2 separate regions of the Homo sapiens genome follow, and region 1 is linked to region 2. A link is a loop called in an ENCODE intact Hi-C map of the cell type or tissue named here. Cell type or tissue: upper lobe of right lung. All regions are shown on one strand. Each heading gives the region's core, and the rest is flanking DNA. Links, peaks and the distances in the headings are about the cores only.

Region 1 (10,008 bases), core at 2,009-10,008, 150 kb after region 2:
ATGCCAGGCTTTAGATAAAAGTATAGATTAAGCATTAGTCAGGTTGTCCTATGACTCATTTCCCTATAGCCTCTTATGGACCATGTAGGCCAGGACATAAACCATGAATTTACTTATTGTTCTTGTAGATAGGAACTTTGACTTTAGGAGCCTTACAACTTTTCATTTGAGATGTTTTTCAGAACTAACGCCAATGAGTCCAAAGACCACACCAAGGAACCAAGTCGGTCTGAGAATGCAGTTTCTTCAGCTGGGCGCGGTAGCTCACGCCTGTAATCCCAACACTTTGGGAGGCCAAGGCGGGCAGATCATGAGGTCAGGAGTTCGATACCAGCCTGGCCAACATGGTGAAACCCCGTCTCCCCTAAAAATACAAAAATTAGCTGGGCGTGGTGGTGTGCACTTGTAATCCCAGCTACTGGGGAGGCTGAGGCAGGAGAACGGCTTGAACCCAGGAGGCAGAGGTTGCAGTGAGCTAAGATCGTGTCACTGCACTCCAGCCTGGGTGACAAACAAGAATCTGTCTCAAAAAAAAAAAAATGCAGTTTCTTCACCTCCATCCTATGACATCACCCTTCACTCTTTGAACAATCGACACCTTGGCCCACTACTCGTCCAAACCCCTTAAGGTCTCTAGACCCAAACTCTTTGAAGAGGTGGTTTTGAGGTTTCTTCTCATCTCATTTGGTGGCCTTACAATTAAACCTCTTTCTCTGCTGCAACCTGGAGTCTTGGTGCATTGACTTTCTGCATATCAGGCAACACACCCAGCACAATCACCCCTGCACATGCTGTTTGTCCATTCAGTTCTTCAGCTTGAATTCTTTTTTTTTGAGATGGAGTTTCACTCTTGTTGCCCAGGCTGGAGTGCAATGGTGTGATCTTGGCTCACCGCAACCTCTGTCTACCGAGTTCAAGTGTTCTCCTGCTTCAGCCTCCTGCGTAGCTGGGATTACCGGCATGCGCCACCACGCTCAGCTAATTTTGTATTTTTAGTAGAGACGGTGTTTCTCCATGTTGGTCAGGCTGGTCTTGAACTCCCGACCTCAGGTGATCCACCCGCCTCAGCCTCCCAAAGTGCTGGGATTATAGGCGTGAGCCACCATGCCCAGCCGAATTATTTCACATGTCAAGGCACCATATTTTAGGGTAGTGCATCCTGCACTCCATCTGGAACACATGCCACATCCCTTCTGCTACATTCTACTGGTCAAAGCATCCCTTTTGCTACATGCCACTAGTCAAAGCAAGTTACAAAAGCAGGCCAGATCCAAAGGTTGAGGAAACAGAACCCCACCTCTGAGAAGCAGCAAATAATTTGTGACCATGTTTAATCTACCATAAAGAATTTGGCCAGGATCAGAGATGGTTGCCCACACTTTTGTCCTTTCTCTTACTGAACTGGAGTTTTGAAGAGGCCATCACGCGGTCTACCCCCTTTAGAAGGAGATCTGCAAAAGCTTTAAATGTTTGCCCTGAGCTCTCAGTTTCTCTGGTTTTTCCTTTTCCCATCTCTCTCTCTCTCTCTCTCTCTCTGAGCCCCACCCCACTTTCCCTGCTGCCCCATCCTCTGTAATTCAGCTACAGCCAAGCTGTAGCTTTTCCTGTCTAGCCCTACCCAACTCAGGGACCCATTCTTCTCCCCATTTCAAGCCCCATAGGCCTCCTCAACTCTCCCTGGAAAGGAGAAACCGGCTCAAAGTGAGTTGAGTGGAGAATTGGGAAAGCTCTTTGAGACTTCTGGAGTTCCCAGTAGCAAAAGGAAACAGGATAACAAAACAGGGTGAAACCTGAATGATGGCATGGAGGGGCTGGTGGGGGTGCTCACAAGAGGTAGGATGGAAAAGAACTGAAAACAGAAAGTTGCCCTTACCTTCCCGGACTTGAGGGACCTGTGACTCTAGGCAATTGAGGGTAGTTGTCTTGCCAAGGTGATAGCATGTAATAGCCCATAATTACCCATAATGACTTCATGAGGCTCAGCCTAGGTGGGAGCCCAGGCATTTCAAGATAATGTCTTTTCTTCCCTTTGTATTCTGAGTGTGTTAGCTCCCTGCATGGATTGAAAGGTGCTTATTAACACAAGTGCCCTTGTTAATTAGGTTGGTTCTGACTTACGTGCTACTTATTAGATACTCAAGTCAATATGGATAAGTGTCCTGCTTCTGGGCCAGGGACAGAGAAAAAGCCAGAAAACCCACTTCTCCTCAAAAGGTGTCTCTGGTGTCCAGAAAGGACAGAGGATGCTTCATTTTTATGGTGCTGGGATGAGCTGAGGGAAGGGGAGAAGCAGGAGGCAAACCCTGGTGGGGGCGCTGCTGGAAGGAGACAGCTCACAGGACACCACCACCACAAGCTGAGCCTCCACTTTCCCATCTGTGATGTGGGGTTTAGAACCAGAGTATTGGCATGAGAAAGGATTAGAGATGAATGCCCACTTTTGTCCTTGTAAGAAAAAATTGTGGAACTTTGAAATTAAGTAGGAGTCCTGGCCTAAATAGTTCATCCTTCTAGATTATCTCTTTCTTTATCTCTTCCTAGTTTGTCTTTTTTTTTTTTTTTTTTTTTTTTTTTTTTGAGACGGAGTCTCACTCTTGTCGCCCAGGCTGGAGTGCAATGGCGTGATCTCGGCTCACCACAACCTCTGCCTCCCAAGTTCAAGCGATTCTCCTGCCTCAGCCTCCCAAGTAGCTGGGATTACAGGCGCCTGCCACCATGCCCAGCAAATTTTTGTATTTTTAGTAGAGACGGGGTTTCACCATGTTGGCTAGGCTGGTATCAAACTCCCGACCTCGAGTGATCTGCCCACCTTGGCCTCCCAAAGTGCTGGGATTACAGGCGTGAGCCACCACACCCGGCCCCTAGCTTTTCTTTGATTAGGATATTTTACCACTCTGTAGAGATAACAGTTGACTTGTAAAAATCTGGTAGTAAGACAGTTTCCTTCTAAAGAAATGCAAATTGCATCAATTGTACAGTGAAATGCAGTTGATTCTATTCCTTTGGTATGATAGGGTTCACGACATACTACTCCAAAATGTGGCACCTCGGCATTCGAGAAAACAAGAGAAGCTGGGAGGTTTCTCTGGCCTTCTCCCACTGTTCTCCCACTGTTCTCCCCTGAGGCAGGCCATAAAACTGAATTGAACTTCTCCTGAAGTAGGTCATAAGGCCCTCATTTCAGAGGGGTTCTCTCTATATCTGGAGAAAAGGAATAAAGACACAGAGATGCCAAGAAGAATCTGAACAAACAGGCCTTGCTAAGTTCCCCCAGTTCCCTCCCGCTCCTGTCTCTGACTCCTCTGCCTTTCCCAGAACACAGGGAGAGGCTTTCTCTGAAGTTCCCTTATCTGACCAAGGGAAGTTTCTTCAGAAGGAATGCAGTTGTCTTGGGCCCTCTCCCTACAATCTCATTAAACAGAGAAGATTAACTCACAGGAAAGGAGACTGGAGTTGACACCAAACCCAGAGCCCAGACGAACTTTGTGACACGATATTGCCTGTTCTTTGGGCCCATTCATTCCCCCTAAGAATCGTTTACTCTTTCTCTAAAATTGCCTAGAGCCCCCACCTCCCTTACTGCTATGAAGAGGGCATTTAAGCTTCAGCTATCTGGCCCTTTGAGTTTACTTTGTGTGACTCTCATTTGTGTAACTCTCTTGCACTTGCATATTAATGAATTCATCAGCCTTTTCTCCTGTTAATCTGCCTGTTGTCCATTTATTTCAGCAGATGCTATTATCAAACTTTCAGAGGGGAAGTGTAAACTTTCCTGCAATACACTTTTGGCTTTTGATCATACTTCTGCATGACTGCCCATAAAAATACACAGATTTTTCAGTTCTTTTGGGTCTTTGTTTCTGAAGGCTCCTGTGTTAAATAAAATTTAAACTTTGGTTAAATAAAACTTTGGTTAAATAAAGATGTATGTTTTTATCTTGCTGATCTGTCTTTTGTTATAGGGGTCACTGCCATGAACCTTGCAAAGATTAGGGAAAAGATAATACTTTATCACACATAAATATTGACCAGTTTTTTCAGTTCTTCGAGTTTTGCATCCACTTGTAAATGCATCTCAACATTCTTTATCTGACTCTAAACTTGATAGTTTTCTTTAAAATGGACTATAATATTCAAATTATATTAATGAGGGTTTCCTTATTAATTAATGAATTAAATGTTTTGCATTTTATATCTGTGTAACAGTATATCCTTTTAAAATATTAATCTTGTGGCCGGGTGTGGTGGTTCATGCCTATAATCCCAACACTTTGGGGGGCCAAGGCAGGCAGATCGCTCGAGCTCAGGAGTTCGAGACCAGCCTGGGCAACATGGTGAAACCCTGTCTCTACCAAAAAGTACAAAAAAAAAAAAAATTAGCCAGACGTGGTGTCACAAGCCTCTAGTCCCAGCTACTCAGGAGGCTGAGGTGAGAGGATCACCTGAGCCCAGGACGCGGAGGTTGCAGTGAGCCAAGATCATGCCACTGCACTCCAGTCTGGGTGACAGAGCAAGACCCCTCTCAAAAAAAAAAAAAATTACTCATTTAACATTCTACAGAAGAAGAAAAGTAGGCCCCAAGAGGAGGTGGGACTTACCTGAGATCACACAGCTCATCTGTCCCAAAGCATGACTAGAAGAAGCCAGGCCTCCTTTGGCTTCTTTAAGTTCAGTAATCACTAAGGTACCTCACAGGATTGTCTTCAGAACCAGAAGGTGGAAGAGAGAAGAGAAAGTGGTGTGAAAGTGAATGACGCCAAGCAGAGGGGAGGGCTTCCTCTCTGGGCTGTGGTGGCTCATGAGGTCCTGGGCTCCAGGCCTCATAAGGCAGTGATGTGAGCACGGCTAGGGGTGTCAGCCTCTTGAGTTTCCTTAGCTGCCCTGCTTCCCTCACAGGGCCCTGGGGTGAGGGGTGAGGTGAGAGAGGAGGCCTGTGAAAGTGCTGTGGTGGTTTTTAAAATATGCCCACAAATTCTTTGATATTCCTCCCTTCAAGAGGTGGAGCCTTGGCCGGGCACGGTGGCTCATGCCTGTAATCCCAGCACTTTGGGAGGCCAAGGCGGGCAGATCATCTGAGGTCGGGAGTTAAAGACCAGCCTGACCAACATGGAGAAACTCTGTCTCTACTAAAAATACAAAATTATCCGGGCGTGTTGGCACATGTCTGTAATTCCAGCTACTCAGGAGGCGGAGGCAGGAGAATCACTTAAACCCAGGAGGTGGAAGTTGCAGTAAGTCGAGATTGCACCATTGCACTCCAGCCTGGGCAACAAGAGTGAAACTCCGTCTCAAAAAAACAAAGAAAAAAAGAGGTGGAGGCTCAAAAAGGTAGAGCCTAGGCTGGGTGCGGTGGCTCACACCTGTAATCCTAGCACTTATGGGAGGCCGAGGTGGGTGGATCACCTGAGATCAGGAGTTTGAGACCAGCCTGGGCAACATGGTGAAACCCCCTCTCCACTAAAAATATAAAAATTAGCTGGGCATGGTGGCGGGCACCCATAGTCTCAGCTATGCAAGAGGCTGAGCCAGGAGAATAGCTTGAACCCAGGAGGCAGAGGTTGCAGTGAGCTGAGATCATGCCACTGCACTCTAGCCTGGGCAACAGAGCAAGACCCTGTCTCCAAAAAAAAAAAAAAAAAAAATTTAGAGCCTAGAGCCTAGTTCCCCTCAAGGGTTGATTGGATTTAGTGACTCACTTCTTACAAATAGAATAAAATGGAAGTGATGCTCTGTGTGTGTGTGTGTGTGTGTGTGAGAGAGAGAGAGAGAGAGAAAGAGAGAGAGACAGTCATAAAACAGCACTGTGGCTTCCATCTTGGTGATACTCTCTTGGATTTCTTACTCTGGGAGAAGCCAACTGCTCTGAGAATACTCAGGCAGCCCTGTGGAGAGGCCCTTTCTGTGAGGAATTGAGGCCTCCAGCAAGTAGCCATGTGTAGTGAATTCCAGGAGCACGGGGGCTCATGCCTGTAATCCCAGCACTTTGGGAGGCCAAGGTGGGCAGATCATGAGGTCAGGAGTTCGAGACCAGCCTGACCAACATGGTGAAACCCCGTCTCTGCTAAAAACACAAAAAAATTAGCCAGGCATGGTGGCAGGCACCTGTAGTCCCAGCTACTCAGGAGGCTGAGGCATGAGAATAGCTTGAACCTGGGAAGTAGAGGTTGCAGTGAGCCGAGATAGCGCCACTGCACTCCAGCCTGGGCTACAGAACAAGAATCTGTCTCAAAAAAAAAAAAAAAAAAAAGAAAAGAAAGAGAGAAAGAAAAAGGAAAAAAAGAAAGAAAAGAAAAGCTCGATATCACTGATCACTAGAGAAATGCAAATCAAAACCACAATGAAATACCACCTCACACCAGTCATAATGGCTATTATTGAAAAGTCAAAAAATGGCCAGGCACGGTGGCTCACACCCGTAATCCCAGCACTTTGGGAGGCTGAGTGGGTGGATCACGAGGTCAAGAGTTTGAGATTAGCCTGACCAACATGGTGAAACACCGACTCTACTGAAAATACAAAAATTAGCCGGGTGTGGTGGCACACGCCTGGAATCTCAGCTACTCAGGAGGCTGAGGCAGGAGAATTGCTTAAACCTGGGAGGAGAGGTTGCGGTGAGCCGAAATCACGCCATTGCACTCAGCCTGGGCAACAGAGGGAGACTCTGTCTCAAAAAAAAAAGAAAAGAAAAGAAAAGAAAAAAGTCAAAAAATAACACATGCTGGCGAGATTGTATGGAGAATAGGGAAGCCTTATATGATGTTATGATGTTGGTAGGAGTGTAAATTAGTTCAACCATTGTGGAAAGCAGTGTGGCAATTCCTCAAAGAGCTAAAAGCAAAACTATCATTCGACCCAGCAATCTCATTACTGGGTATATACCAAGAGGGAGATAAAGCGTTCTACCATAAAGACACATGCATGTGAATGTTCATTGCAGCACTACTCACAATAGCAAAGACATGGAATCAACCTAAATGCTCACCAGTGACAGACTGGATAAAGAAAATGTGGTACATGTGCACCATGGAATACCATGCAGCCATAAAAAAGAACAAGATTTTTTTGCCAGAATATGAATGGAGCTGGAGGCTATCATTCTTGGCAAAATTATGCAGGAACAGAAAACCAAATACTGCATGTTCTCACCTGTAAGTGGGAACTAAATGATGAGAACTTATGAACACAAGGAAACAACAGTCACTGGTGTCTATTGAGGAGGGAGGTTGGGAAGGAGAAGAACAGCAGAAAAGATAACTATTGAGTACTGGGGGTTAATACCTGGGTGATATATAATAATAGTATGTACAACAAACCCCTGTGACACTCGTTTATCTGTGTAACAAACCTTCACGTGTACCCCCAAACCTAAAATAAAAATTAAAAAAAAAGAAAAAGATATGGCTATGAGGTGGTAATAACATACAACAAGCTTTATTTGGGCCGTGTTTTGACAGGGTTGCCTGCTGAGGAAGCTTTTCACAGCATGAGACCTTCCGCAGGTAATGACTGAGGCCACCAGCTAGAAGAGAAGGAGGGTGGGGGAGATTCTGGGGGACACGGAGATTGGAGCGGATCCTTAGATGTCTAGATGATGCCCTCAGTAGTAGGGTGTGGAGTCTCAGAGTCAGAGAGATCCAAAGGGCAGCTATGGCTGGTGCTTTTTTTTTTTTTTTTTTTTGAGACAGAGTTTCCCTCTATGGCCCAGGCTGGAGTGCAGTGGCGTGATCTTTGCTCACTGCAAGCTCCGTCTCCCAGGTTCATGCCATTCTCCTGCCTCAGCCTCCTGAGTAGCTGGGACTACAGGTGCGTGCCACCACATCCGGCTAATTTTTTGTATTTTTAGTAGAGACGGGGTTTCACCGTGTTAGCCAGGATGGTCTCGATCTCCTAACCTCATGATCCACCAGCCTCAGCCTCCCAAAGTGCTGGGATTACAGTTGTGAGCCACCATGCCCGGCAACTGGGGCCTTTTATAGCACCAGAGTTTATTGTATCTGTGGCTAGTAAATGTGGGATTCTGTTTTGTGGGGTATGCAAAACCGGAAGGCTGTCAATGACTAACGATCTGTTTATTTAGACTATATTTAAAGCAATTGGGTGTATAAAAAATTTGAGCTTGGCACTGGTAAACTTTTGAGGCAATGATACCAGTCTGCTGTGAAGCAATAAAAAATATAGGGCCAATATAGAGTTAATATAACTTTGGCTTATTATGTAACAGCATGTCTGTCTTTGATTCTTTAGGCTCAATCAAACCTTCAATGGCCCCGAAAGACATCTTGATTGAAACCTCATGAGAGACTCTGAGCCAGAAAACCCAGCAACTTAGAACCCAGATACCTGACCATCAGCCACTGTGTGAAATAATAAATGTTTGTTGTTTTAAGCTGCTAGTAATATGAGTGTCTTGAGAAACAAAGCCAGTCGGGCTGCACTTAAGGCTGGCTTTGTGTTCCCTCCAGCCTTTGTCTTCCCCCATCATGACAACTTGTGCTCTTTCTCCCAGGAGGCTGAGGATGCTGCTCTGAAACCAGCCAGGCAAGAACCTCAGTTAGCATCAGCAACAGCTGCTCCTCAATTTGCTTTCTGAATTATTTAGCCCTTCTTTGCTTCTATCCTAAATCCAGACCTTTTAAAATATTAATATTTTAAATATGCCTGGGCCTTGGCTTGGAAGTCTGTATTTCTCTCCTGTCTCTGCCCAAGGCTAGACGTCTTAGAGAAGAGTTATCTCTGCCCTGAATGATTTTCTCTTTGGCTCTGGCTCCTGGAAATTAAATCTGGCTGGGTTCTAACCAAAGAAAGGGAAACCATTTTCACAATGGAATCAAAAGAGTTTCTTTTCTACAAATGCAGCCTTTTACTTGCCCAAGCTCACAGGGCTTGTGTCACAGCTGGTGATCTGAGACCCAGACCCTCTCACCACCTCCCAGCCACCACCACGCCAGAGGGAGACAAAGCTCGCACTGCTGTGAGACGTTCTCTGCTTCCCATGACCGCTGCGTCATTTACTTATCTCTCAGTTCTCCTGCCACCCCGTGAAGTCCCTGAAACCTCTGGGGATGCAGGAGCCCAACACAGCCGACAGACCAGGAGAGGGGTCCTGAGCTCTGCTGTCGTGCAGTGGCTCTCTGCTGGCCTTCATGTCCTTACCTGCAAGTTGAGAGGGTGGCACCATCTCTCAGGGCTGCAGAAGTTGGAGTTTGTGAGTCTGAAACCCCATTTGGCCGTTAGAAAGCCAAGTCGCACAGGTTATAATACACCTCTGACTGGCCCCCAGGACTTGATTCCTCACCCAGGGTTCAATCCTACAACTGGGCTGCGCCTCACTCACCTCCCCAGACTTTATGCCAGGCATAGAGGGAAGTGGGACCTTTATTCTGAGAGCTAAGGGAGGGCTCCTTCCTGCTTCTCAGCCTTCTCAGGAGCCCTTCCCTGGGCACCTTCTTTGCCTGGTGAACTCAGACTTTCCTTCCTTCAGTGCAGAGCCACCCCCTAACTCCTGCCCACCCAGCCTCTCAGAGCAGGGCAGGATGGCCTATCCAATATCCCCTCTCCCTCACCCTTGCATCCTCTCCTGGTCCTTTGGGGCATTCCCCAGATGTGTGAATTTACTATTAATTCTGTCTCCCCTGTTAGTCTGTTAGTTCCAGACAGGGCAGGAAACTATAACCTCTAGGAAGGGCTGTATCTGTGTTTCAACAATTCCTGATTTTCATATCCTGAAGCTTCAGAACCCCTGGAATAATTCCCAAGCAAATCAGCAGCCTCTCCTTCCAGCCAGGAGGCATCACAGCTCCAACGTAGCACAACCCAGCTTGGGGGCTTGGGCTACTGGAAGGGAGGCCACAGGGTCAAGATTAGGCTGGAGATGCCTCAGAAAGTATCTAGAAATGTCTGGTATGACCAGGCTGCAATCAGAAGAGGAGTGTCCAGGCCACTGGGTGACTGTCCTACTATGTCCCAATGGCTCCATCATTCACGGAGCGCTGCAGAACTTCGAATGTG
Region 2 (10,065 bases), core at 1-8,000:
CCAAATGAACACCCCCACCCCTCTGCTCCCCACCCCACCAAGGTCTTTTGGGCCTTGGGGTTCCTAGGAGAGATGCCTGAGTTGGATTGGAGGATGTTGCAGCTCAGAGGGAAATAGGATCACCTGAGAGAAGACAAAGCTGCATTTGTGATGGTCAAAAGGAGGGTTCCTGGAGGGCAGGGAGAAGAGATCTCTACTCAGGAAAGAGGCACATCTAGAAGAGTGGGAAGCTCAGCCCAGGGAGCACACCCATCCCCTGGGAACTGGCACCTCTTCTCTGTGTTCCTCCAGATTCCCCTTATGCTCTCGCTCCTAGGAGCTAGGACTCAGGGGTCTCTGTCCTTCCGGGGCCCCACCATCCTATATGTTTCAGTTCTGCCTCCCTTTAGAGAGGTGAGGGAAGAGAGGTTCTTAGGGAGAAATGGAAAGCTATTGGAGGCTGTGGCCTTCAAAGGCTCAGGGACCTGGAGTGTCCCCATTCCAGCCCTCTGGTGTGGGAATGGGGGCAAGGGATGCTAAGCCAAGCCAGCTCCATGTGAGTCCAGGAAGCAGGTGCCATAGTGGGTAGGAGGTGGAAGCAAAGAGGATCAGGGCCTCAGGTATCTCCCACGTGCCTCTTCCAGCAGGAATCTGTCAGGTTCTGCTCCTTCCTTGACCCTCAGCTCCCTCCCAAGGCCAGAGAGATGACAGCTGTGATTCTTAGACCCCTCCCTACCATCACCCTGCTTCACTCTTGGGATAGAGAAACTCCCTCAGGCCACCCTTCTCAGGCTCACCACCCTGTGTGATCCCAGAGTCTGCAAGAGCCCCTCCAGATTCCCAGGCCAGAAGAGACTGTCCCTGCCCTGGCACCTGAGAACAGCTTCAGAATTGGGCTGAACTTCAGTGCCCAGCCCACCCCCTTGCCCTCTCCCAGGTTCTCCTTCACCCCCTGCAGAGCCATCGGCTCCCTCTATCCTTTGCAACCCCCTATGAATCTTTCCTACTTGTCCAGGTGGAGTGAGTCTGAGGACAGCAGATGAACAGACAGAAACTGAAAGATCCCCAAAAAGGTAAGTGGGGAGACATTGAAGATGGGGAGTAGCGGGGGTGGACAGAGATCAAGTACCCTATCTGAGGAGCAACTGGGTCCTAGCAGTTGGTTTGGCCTCTGGTATTCCCAAAGCTGCACTGGCACTTGTGGGGGCCCAGCAGTGGTCCAGGCTCACCCCTGAGCTTTTGGCCTTGCTGCATCCTGGGACTTCTCCTGCTCCCTTCAATGGCTGGGCAGCTCCTAGCTACTCTGTGCCTCTTGCTTCCTTAGGATTCCCTCCATTTCCAGCCTACCCTTCAGGGTAGCTTTGGGAGGCCCAAACCATCAACGATGAAAGAGGAAAAGGAAAGGGGAAGAGAACAGAGGCAAGGTGGTGCAGTGGGCAGAGGGCAGGCTTCTAGGCTCTGAACTCTTCCACCCACATGCTGCCTGGCCTTGGGCAAGTCATTTGACTTCTGTTAGCCTCGGTTTCACCTCTTCCTTTTTAAATTTAAATTCTGTTTAAATTGAAGTGCTACTGCATTCCCGTGGTTGGCAGCTCAAAAAGCAAGAAATAAATCAGGAGAAAAAGTCTCTCTTCTACCTCCATCTCCCAACCAACCAGTTTCCCTTTTGGATGGCAAACAATATTACTAGTTTTAAAATATATTTTTCAAAGCTAGTTTATGCATATCTGAGCAACATAGATAATCCTTCCTTTATACACATTTTATTTTATTTATTTTTGAGCTAGGGTCTCACTCTGTTGCCCAGGCTGGAGTGCAGTAGCACAGTCATAGATCACTGCAGCCTCAAACTCCTGATCCTCTCACCTCAGCCTCTGGAGTAGCTGGGACTATAGGTGTGCACCACCATGCCTGACTAATTTTTTAATTTTTTGTAGAGATGGGGTCTTGCTATGTTGCCTAGGCTGGTCTCGAACTTCTGGCCTCAAGTGATCCTCCTGCCTTGGCCTCCCAAAGTGCTGGAATTAGAGGCATGAACCACCACTCCTGGCCTGCCTTATACACATCGTATACACACCATTCTACACTTTGCTTTTTTTCCCCCTTAACAGTGGATTATCACTGGAGATCACTGCATGTGTCAGGACATAAAGCAATTCCCCATTGGTTTTTTTACAGCTATCTGGATGGGACTGCATTTGTACAGACTCTTTACGATGTATTCAGCCAGTCTTTTACTGATGGTTGTTTAGGTTATGTCCTAGCTTTTTGAGCTTTGGTTTTCTCATCTGTAAAACAGGTAATAATAATGTTGCTTTGTAGGACAGTTGTGAAGAATTCAAGAGTGTGCATGTGAAGTGCTGGAACCAAGCACTCAAAGAGTAGGAGTCAGTATTATTGTCCCTCCCATGTCACGACCCTCCATGGGCCCATAGCTAGTTCATCCTCCAAGATGCCTCTTAAATGTTGTCTCCTCCAAAGGCTCTCCTTTTCTTCCTGCAGCACTCACTACTGCCTGCATGACTCTGTGCCAGGTCGAAAGATGCCTGGGGACAAGGTGTGCCTCCTCCCCATCTTTGTGCCTCCCAGAGTGTGTGGCACAGAGAAGGTGCCCAGGTGCACAGGGGAGCTTCTGCCTGGAGCTGAGCAGAATGTGTGCTTCTCTCCGCAGGATGAGTGAGAGGGTCGAGCGGAACTGGAGCACGGGCGGCTGGCTGCTGGCACTGTGCCTGGCCTGGCTGTGGACCCACCTGACCTTGGCTGCCTTGCAGCCTCCCACTGCCACAGGTTTGGAGGAGGTGGCAGGGCCCGGGGAGGGAGTTTCCCAGGACACCTGGGGAGCTGGACACCACTCCACCGTGTTCCATAGCAGGCAGGTCTCCCAGGCAGAGTAAAATCCAGAGATTCTAGGGGTTCCGGCTCCTCCTCTGCTCTTTACCCAGGAATCTCTGCCCACCCCAGCTGTCCCGCCCCAGAGAAGGTCTGGGCAGACCCTTTGCTCACCTCTCCTTCCAGGCTGGAAGGTGTTCTGTAGTGAGAGAGGCCCTCGGGTGAGGGCTTATCTCTAGCCTCCTGGCCTAATTCTATGGTTTTCCTTCTGGGATGGCTAAAGCCTGTGTAAGCGGATGATCCTCCCCACGCATTGTAAGCCCTGGGGCCCTTGCCCTCACCCTGAGGAAGCTGGGGAGGCGGGGCTGGTGCGGGACTCTGTCTTCTGCCCAGGGGCCGTGCTCTGCCAAAGGGTGAAGAGCACAGGCCTCACAGGGGAGGGAGGAAGAATAGGAGCTCTGTGAAGCGGCGGGAAGATTTCATCCACTTCCTCCTCCCCTGCCACTGGCAGTCTCTTCCATAGCCCTCCCTGCAGCAGGGAGGAGGGGCTGGAGGCCAGCCCGGGTGGGCGGGAGGGAGCGGGGTCGGGCGTGTTGGGCGTCTGATCCTGGGCGGCTCCCCTCAGTGCTTGTGCAGCAGGGCACCTGCGAGGTGATTGCGGCTCACCGCTGCTGCAACCGGAACCGCATCGAGGAGCGCTCCCAGACGGTGAAATGCTCCTGTTTTTCTGGCCAGGTGGCCGGCACCACGCGGGCAAAGCCCTCCTGCGTGGACGGTGAGTGAGAGGCCAGGACCCGGGCAGGGCCCTGAGCAGAGCCATAAGGAGGCCTGTTCAGGCCTCGCCATCTGCTGGGGATACAATTTCATACCCGTCTCAGGGCTTTCATGAGCAGTCTCAAATGGTGGGGCCCCCTCTGGGAGAAGAGGGCAGACGTGGCCATCCCTGTGTCATAGATGAGAAAAGCTCTTGTTATGCGCACAGCCTCCCACACTCACGTGCCCTCTGCCTGTTGCACACACAGGAGCGTTCCCTCACACAGCCCCACTCCTCTCCCCACACACTTCCTCCAGCTCCTTCCCCTGCTGCTCCTTCCCCTGGCTGTCTCAGCCTACTCTCCTCTCCTTCTCAGCCCTTCTCTCACACTTTCCTATGTGGACACGTGTGATCCTTCACACCCACACTCATTACCCTAACACTCATTTGGCACCCCATACACATGCCCACTGTGTCACGCGCATACCAGCTATGCCAGCTATGCACTCCTGGTCTGTAGACCCCTCCAGACGACTCACACCCTTGCTCACACACCACAGAGGGAGTATACTGGTTGTGCATCGATGCTAGTGACATGGTCACCTTAGAGACATTTTTGCCTGCCTTCACCCGTCACTGTCTGGGGAGATGCAGGGATCGGTGGGATTAAAGTTGAGAGGGTTACGTCCCCAGGCCTCAGGCTGAGTACTGCCTCTCTGGGCAGCCTGGAGTAGGGGAAAGACAAGGGAAATGCATGGCTCAAGGCCAGGGGTGTGTGGAAACGTGCACCTCATTCGCAGACCTGCTCTTGGCTGCCCACTGTGCTCGTAGAGACCCTAGAGCTGCACTCCGCCTCCTGCTCCCACAGCCTCCATCGTCCTGCAGAGATGGTGGTGTCAGATGGAGCCCTGCCTGCCGGGGGAGGAGTGTAAGGTGCTCCCGGACCTGTCGGGATGGAGCTGCAGCAGTGGACACAAAGTCAAAACCACCAAGGTACCCTGGGTGGGCACCTCATCCCACCCTCCCCTTCCCTCTCTACCAAGGGCAGAAAAGGGGGCACAGGAGCCTTGGAGGTCTAGGATGTCAGTGTCCCAAGGTGAGATCGTGAACCATGAAATTCACAGACAGTCCTCTCAGGTCTGTTCTCACTGGGGACTGGAGTTAGGGGGGTCAGGACTTGAAATCCAGTGTGTCCTGGGAAGATTCTTGATGTCCATATACGCTGGTTTCCTCCTGTCTGCCTGGAATTAGTTTGCCTCCAGAAAATATCAGGCCTATAAAAACATAGTCCATGGAATACTATGCAGCCATAAAAAATGATGAGTTCATGTCCTTTGTAGGGACATGGATGAAATTGGAAATCATCATTCTCAGTAAACTATCGCAAGAACAAAAAACCAAACACCGCATATTCTCACTCATAGGTGGGAACTGAACAATGAGATCACATGGACACAGGAAGGGGAATATCACACTCTGGGGACTGTGGTGGGGTGGGGGGAGGGGGGAGGGGTAGCATTGGGAGATATACCTAATGCTAGATGACGAGTTAGTGGGTGCAGCGCACCAGCATGGCACATGTATACATATGTAACTAACCTGCACAATGTGCACATGTACCCTAAAACGTAAAGTATAATTTAAAAAAAAAAAAACAACATATTAGAGCAGCAAAAAAAAAAAAAAAAAAAAAAAAGAGCTTAAAACAGAACTACCATTCAACCCAGCCATCCTATTACTGGTATATACCCAAAGGAAAATAAATCATTTTGCCAAAAAGACACATGCACTTGTATGTTCATCAAAGCAGTATTCATAATAGCAAGGGCATATAATCAGTCTAGGTGCCAATCAACATTGAATAGGATAAAGAAAATGTGGCACTTATATACCATAGAATACTACACAGCCATAAAAAAAATAATGTTTTCTGTAACACCCTGGTTGCAGCTGAAGGCCATGATCCTAAGGGACTTAGCATGGCAACGGAAAATCAAATACCACATGTTCTCACTTCTGAGAGCTAAACATTGGGTACACATGGACATAAAGATGGGAACAGTGGACGATGGTGACTACCAGAGCAGTGAGAGAGGGAGGGGAGCAAGGGCTGAAAAACTACCTATTGGGTCCTATGCTTACTACATGGGTAATGAGATCAATGGCACTCCAAACCTCAGTGTCATGCAATATACTCATGTAACAAACCTGCACATGTAATCCCTGAATCTAAAATAAAAGTTGAAATATTAAAAAAAAAAAAAAAAAAAACATAGTCGAGAATGGGAAAAATTATAAGATAATTGAGGGAGGAATTGCTACTTCTACCTGAGCTCCAGGTACAGTAGTCACTCTGTCACTCACCTCTGCCGTGACCATCCCCCACCCCCACCCCATTCCCACTGTTGTTGACTCCCTACAGTTCATACCTACCCTCCTCTAGTCAGATTTCTCTGTCCACTGTCACAGCACCCAAGAGGATTATTATTTTCATGGTTTGCTGCCTGCTCCACAGAACAAGGGGTAATTAAATTTTTTATCAAACTCGTTAGCAGCTCCATGTGTGTCATGGCTAATCAGCCGCATTGCTCTGCCGTCACCATTGGTACAGAAGAGTGACACTGCAGGGCAAGCCAGGGTTCTGCCTTTGGCTTTCCTTCCCTCCCACCACACACAGCAAACAAGCAAACACATAAGAAAATAGAGAAGGAGGGCTGGGTGCGGTGGCTCATGCCTGTAATCCCAGCACTTTGGGAGACAGAGGTGGGTGAATCAAGAGGTCAGGAGTTCAAGACCAACCTGGTCAACATGGTGAAAACCCGTCTCTACTAAAAATACAAAAATTAGCTGGGCATAATGGCACACGCCTGTAATCCCAGCTACTTGGGAGGCTGAGGCAGGAGAATTGCTTGAACCTAGGAGGCAGAAGTTGCGGTAAGCAGAGATCATGCCACTGCACTCCAGTCTGGGCGACAGAGTGAGACTCCATCTCAAAAAAAGAAAAAAAGAAAAAAAAATAGAGAAGGAAAGGCAGCCTTTGGCTTCTGAAGAGAGCAACCATTTTCACAGAGCACACAACAAAAGGAGCTACAGCAAGAAAAAGTTTGGCTCTAAAGTAGAGCATCCTCTCTCTATCCGGAGGCAGGGATGAGGGACAGCCATTCTGAGTATATTTAAGATCAGAAGAGAATGAGACCCACTACAGAGCTTGTGACATTTGTCACCATGTTATAGGTTTGGGTTTGTGGCCTGTAAGGAAGTGCTTGCAATTTGGGTAGCTACTCTGAAGCAAACAGTGGGGAGGCTTGTCTGACGTATGTTTGCATGGGTCACCAGGCCATGCTTTCCCATTCCGGCCTGCTTTAGGGTGAGAGGATTGGCAGCAATGTCCTCTAAGTGACCTGCATATTCTGGGTAGTCTCTGGCATGCTGGAATGGAATAGGCATTCCCTTCTCTAACCTTACCCTCTCGCTTCTTCACCAGGTCACACGATAGCTCTTGGGGGTCACGGCCTGGACAAGAAAGGCTTGACTGAGCCGTGAACTGAAGAATGGTATCCAGTCATCAGCCAGGAAAGATGGGGATTCACTTACATGCCTCATGTCAAATGCAGCATCAGTCTTTCCGGGGCATTTCAGTTAAGCTGCTCAGCAGATATGGATGGATCTGCAATCACATACCTAATGTGGAGCTGGGCTTTTCTGGAGACACGAAGGTCAACACACAATTCCTGCCCTTAAGGAATGTCCAGTTGAATTGGAGAGTTGATGACAGACAATTTAGATAATTTAGGTTAAAGTACTTGATACCAGACTGCGGCTTCTGGGCCACATGCTATGGCATGATGGGGGTTTGGGAATGAGATTCCCACAGTTCTTCAGATACCCTGTGGCCACAGGGCATAGAAACAAGAGGTCACATTCAGCACCCACCACCTCCCTCTTTCGCATCAGTTCTGAATCCCCAGCAAGCTGTTAACATGTTGCAGGAAAACACTCTCCCCTTATGCCAGACCAGCAGTATCTCATTTGGATGGGATTGGATTGACTTGCGGAAGGAAAGTAAAAATAAAGCCAAATAACTTCCCAAATCTTTGGCACAGGTATGGGCCATTCATTGGGTATGGGATGGACAGGACTTTAAAATCATCTCCATCCAAGCACCTCAGGTTTTTGTTTGTTTGCTTATTTTAACAGATGAGGAAGCAGCTCCAGAGAGGTGAGGCAGTTTGCCCAAGATCTCATAGCCTGGGCTCCCAGACCTCTAAGACTGATGACTTTCCACTAGCCTGAATAATAGGATTCCAACGTAGGCCTCCCATGTTAATTTTATGTCAAGTTACTGGAACCAGCAAAGTACAGGCTGGACAGCAGCAACATTTTTCTTGGGAGATGCTAGAGCAGAGACTTTTACTAAGGTCACTGTTCTCCTGTCTGAAATAATCCAGAATATCCACACACCGGGATGTGGGACCATCTGGTCTCCACTCTACTCTCATCCTCCAAATTTCAAGCAGGCCTTATGACACCCAGAGGTCACTCAACTCAGTTACAGCTGGGGCTCAGCTGGCATCTCCATTGCCCACTCTGACCCATCTCTTCTGGGGTCTTTGGGCTATGATTCTCAGAAGGTCTGGCTCCAGGAGAAATTCTGGGTGGGATGTAGAACTGGTTAGAGTCTTCTCTTTTCAAAGGCCCCTGCTGGGCAGCAGGGGTGGAAGGCTAGAGCCTCCGTTTAGAATTAAAGGTCAGTGCAGTCAGGCTGACACTAGATGGCTCAGGGATGACACATAGGCTTCAGGGACTCAGAGGCATGGGCTACTTAGATATCTCATCAGTAAGAGAATTGCAGCCTCTGAGACTGTGGGTGTTGAGATCACCAAGGCCTTAGGGAGGGGGGTGTCAGTAGAGACCCACCTGGACGATGCTGAATTCTGACCCTCAGAAAGACAAATCAGATGATAGTTTGTGGCTGAGTCTCAGCTTCTCCCTCCCTCCCTGCTCAGTAGAACCAAGACTGATATTCCCCTTTTCTTGCCCTACTCCAGTTTATTTTCTTGTTTTTGACAATGGGGTGAACAATGGTGCCAGCTTCTTACTAGAGTGTAAATATCAGAACTCACAACTCAGAATCTCTGCCGATGGTGGGCTCATGGGGTGGGGTAGGTAGGGAGTTGGTCAAAGATCGTCCCCTCTCCCCTCTCCCCTCTCCCCTCTCCCCTCTCCCCTCTCCCCTCTCCCCTCTTCCCTCTTCCCTCTTCCCTCTCCTGCCATGATCTCAGCTCGCTGCAACCTCCCTGCCTCGGACTCCCGTGATTGGCCTGCCGAGTGCCTGGGATTGCAGGCACGCGCCGCCACACCTGACTGGTTTTTGTATTTTTGGTGGAGACGGGGTTTCGCCGTGTTGACTGGGCTAGTCTCCAGCTCCTGACCTCGAGTGATCTGCCCGCCTTGGCCTCCCGAGGTGCTGGGATTGCAGACGGAGTCTCGCTCACTCAGTGCTCAATGTTGCCCAGGCTGGAGTGCAGTGGCGTGATCTCGGCTCGCTACAACCTTCACCTCCCAGCCGCCTGGCTTGGCCTCCCAAAGTGCTAAGATTACAGCCTCTGCCTGGCCGCCACCCCATCTGGGAAGTGAGGAGCGCCTCTGCCCGGCCGCCGCCCCGTCTAGGAAGTGAGGAGCGCCTCTGCCTGGCCGCTGTGCAATCTTCCAAGTGTGAAGTGACAGCCTTTCTGCAGGTGTACCCAACAGCTCCGAAGAGACAGTGACCATCGAGAACAGGCCATGATGACGATGGCGGTTTTGTCGAAAAGAAAAGGGGGAAATGTTGGGAAAAGAAAGAGAGGTCAGATTGTTACTGTGTCTGTGTAGAAAGAAGTAGACATAGGAGACTCCATTTTGTTCTGTACTAAGTAAAATTCTTCTGCCTTGGGATGCTGTTAATCTATAACCTTACCCCCAACCCTGTGCTCTCTGAAACATGTGCTGTGTCAACTCAGGGTTAAATGGATTAAGGGCGGTGCAAGATGTGCTTTGTTAAACAGATGCTTGAAGGCAGCATGCTCTTTTAAGAGTCATCACAACTCCCTAATCTTAAGTACCCAGGGACACAAACACTGCAGAAGGAAAGCCGCAGGGACCTCTGCCTAGGAAAACCAGAGACCTTTGTTCACATGTTTATCTGCTGACCTTCTCTCCACTATTTTCCTATGACCCTGCCACATCCCCCTCTCCGAGAAACACCCAAGAATGATCAATAAATACTAAAATAAATAAATAAATAAATAAAATAAAATAGTGGCTAGACAGAAAAAAAAAAAGAAGAAGATCGTCATTACCTCCTTTAAGGTTGGAGGATGGAGGGTGGGGATGGATTAAGGGATTGGCAAACATTTTCTGGAAAAGGCCAGATAGTAAATATTTCAAGCTTGGCAGCTCACATACAGTCTCTGTTGCATACTCTTTGTTTTTATTGTTGATTTTTTGTTTGTTTGTTTGTTTCA

What was found. A loop is a pair of places that touch in the nucleus more often than their neighbours do. Peaks named below come from ENCODE experiments on the same cell type or tissue, not always from the same donor. Only the 100,000 strongest peaks of a DNase experiment are listed, where the experiment ranks them.
Region 1: it touches region 2 in a loop (4-fold over the local background); 39 of 110 quality-filtered maps call a loop at or near these places.

What each region holds. Positions count from the first base shown.
Region 1 is chr1:112,869,486-112,879,493 of GRCh38, forward strand. It overlaps LINC01357 (long intergenic non-protein coding RNA 1357), which reads left to right. Exons shown (of 2, transcript NR_189282.1): 2 at 8,245-8,386. Among named protein-coding and RNA genes, the nearest start is that of MIR11399, 7.6 kb to the right of the region's middle. RefSeq lists a silencer at 1-156 and an enhancer at 8,770-9,367. In upper lobe of right lung, for the core only: no CTCF peak of the experiment used is centred there; no DNase peak of the experiment used is centred there.
Region 2 is chr1:112,719,583-112,729,647 of GRCh38, forward strand. It overlaps TAFA3 (TAFA chemokine like family member 3), which reads left to right. Exons shown (of 6, transcript NM_182759.3): 2 at 995-1,052; 3 at 2,651-2,766; 4 at 3,434-3,583; 5 at 4,431-4,555; 6 at 7,047-7,653. The coding sequence starts at 2,652. The coding sequence ends at 7,058. Among named protein-coding and RNA genes, the nearest start is that of TAFA3, 5.7 kb to the left of the region's middle. RefSeq lists a silencer at 4,262-4,466. In upper lobe of right lung, for the core only: no CTCF peak of the experiment used is centred there; a DNase peak (open chromatin) is centred at 3,817; H3K4me3 peaks cover 443 bases.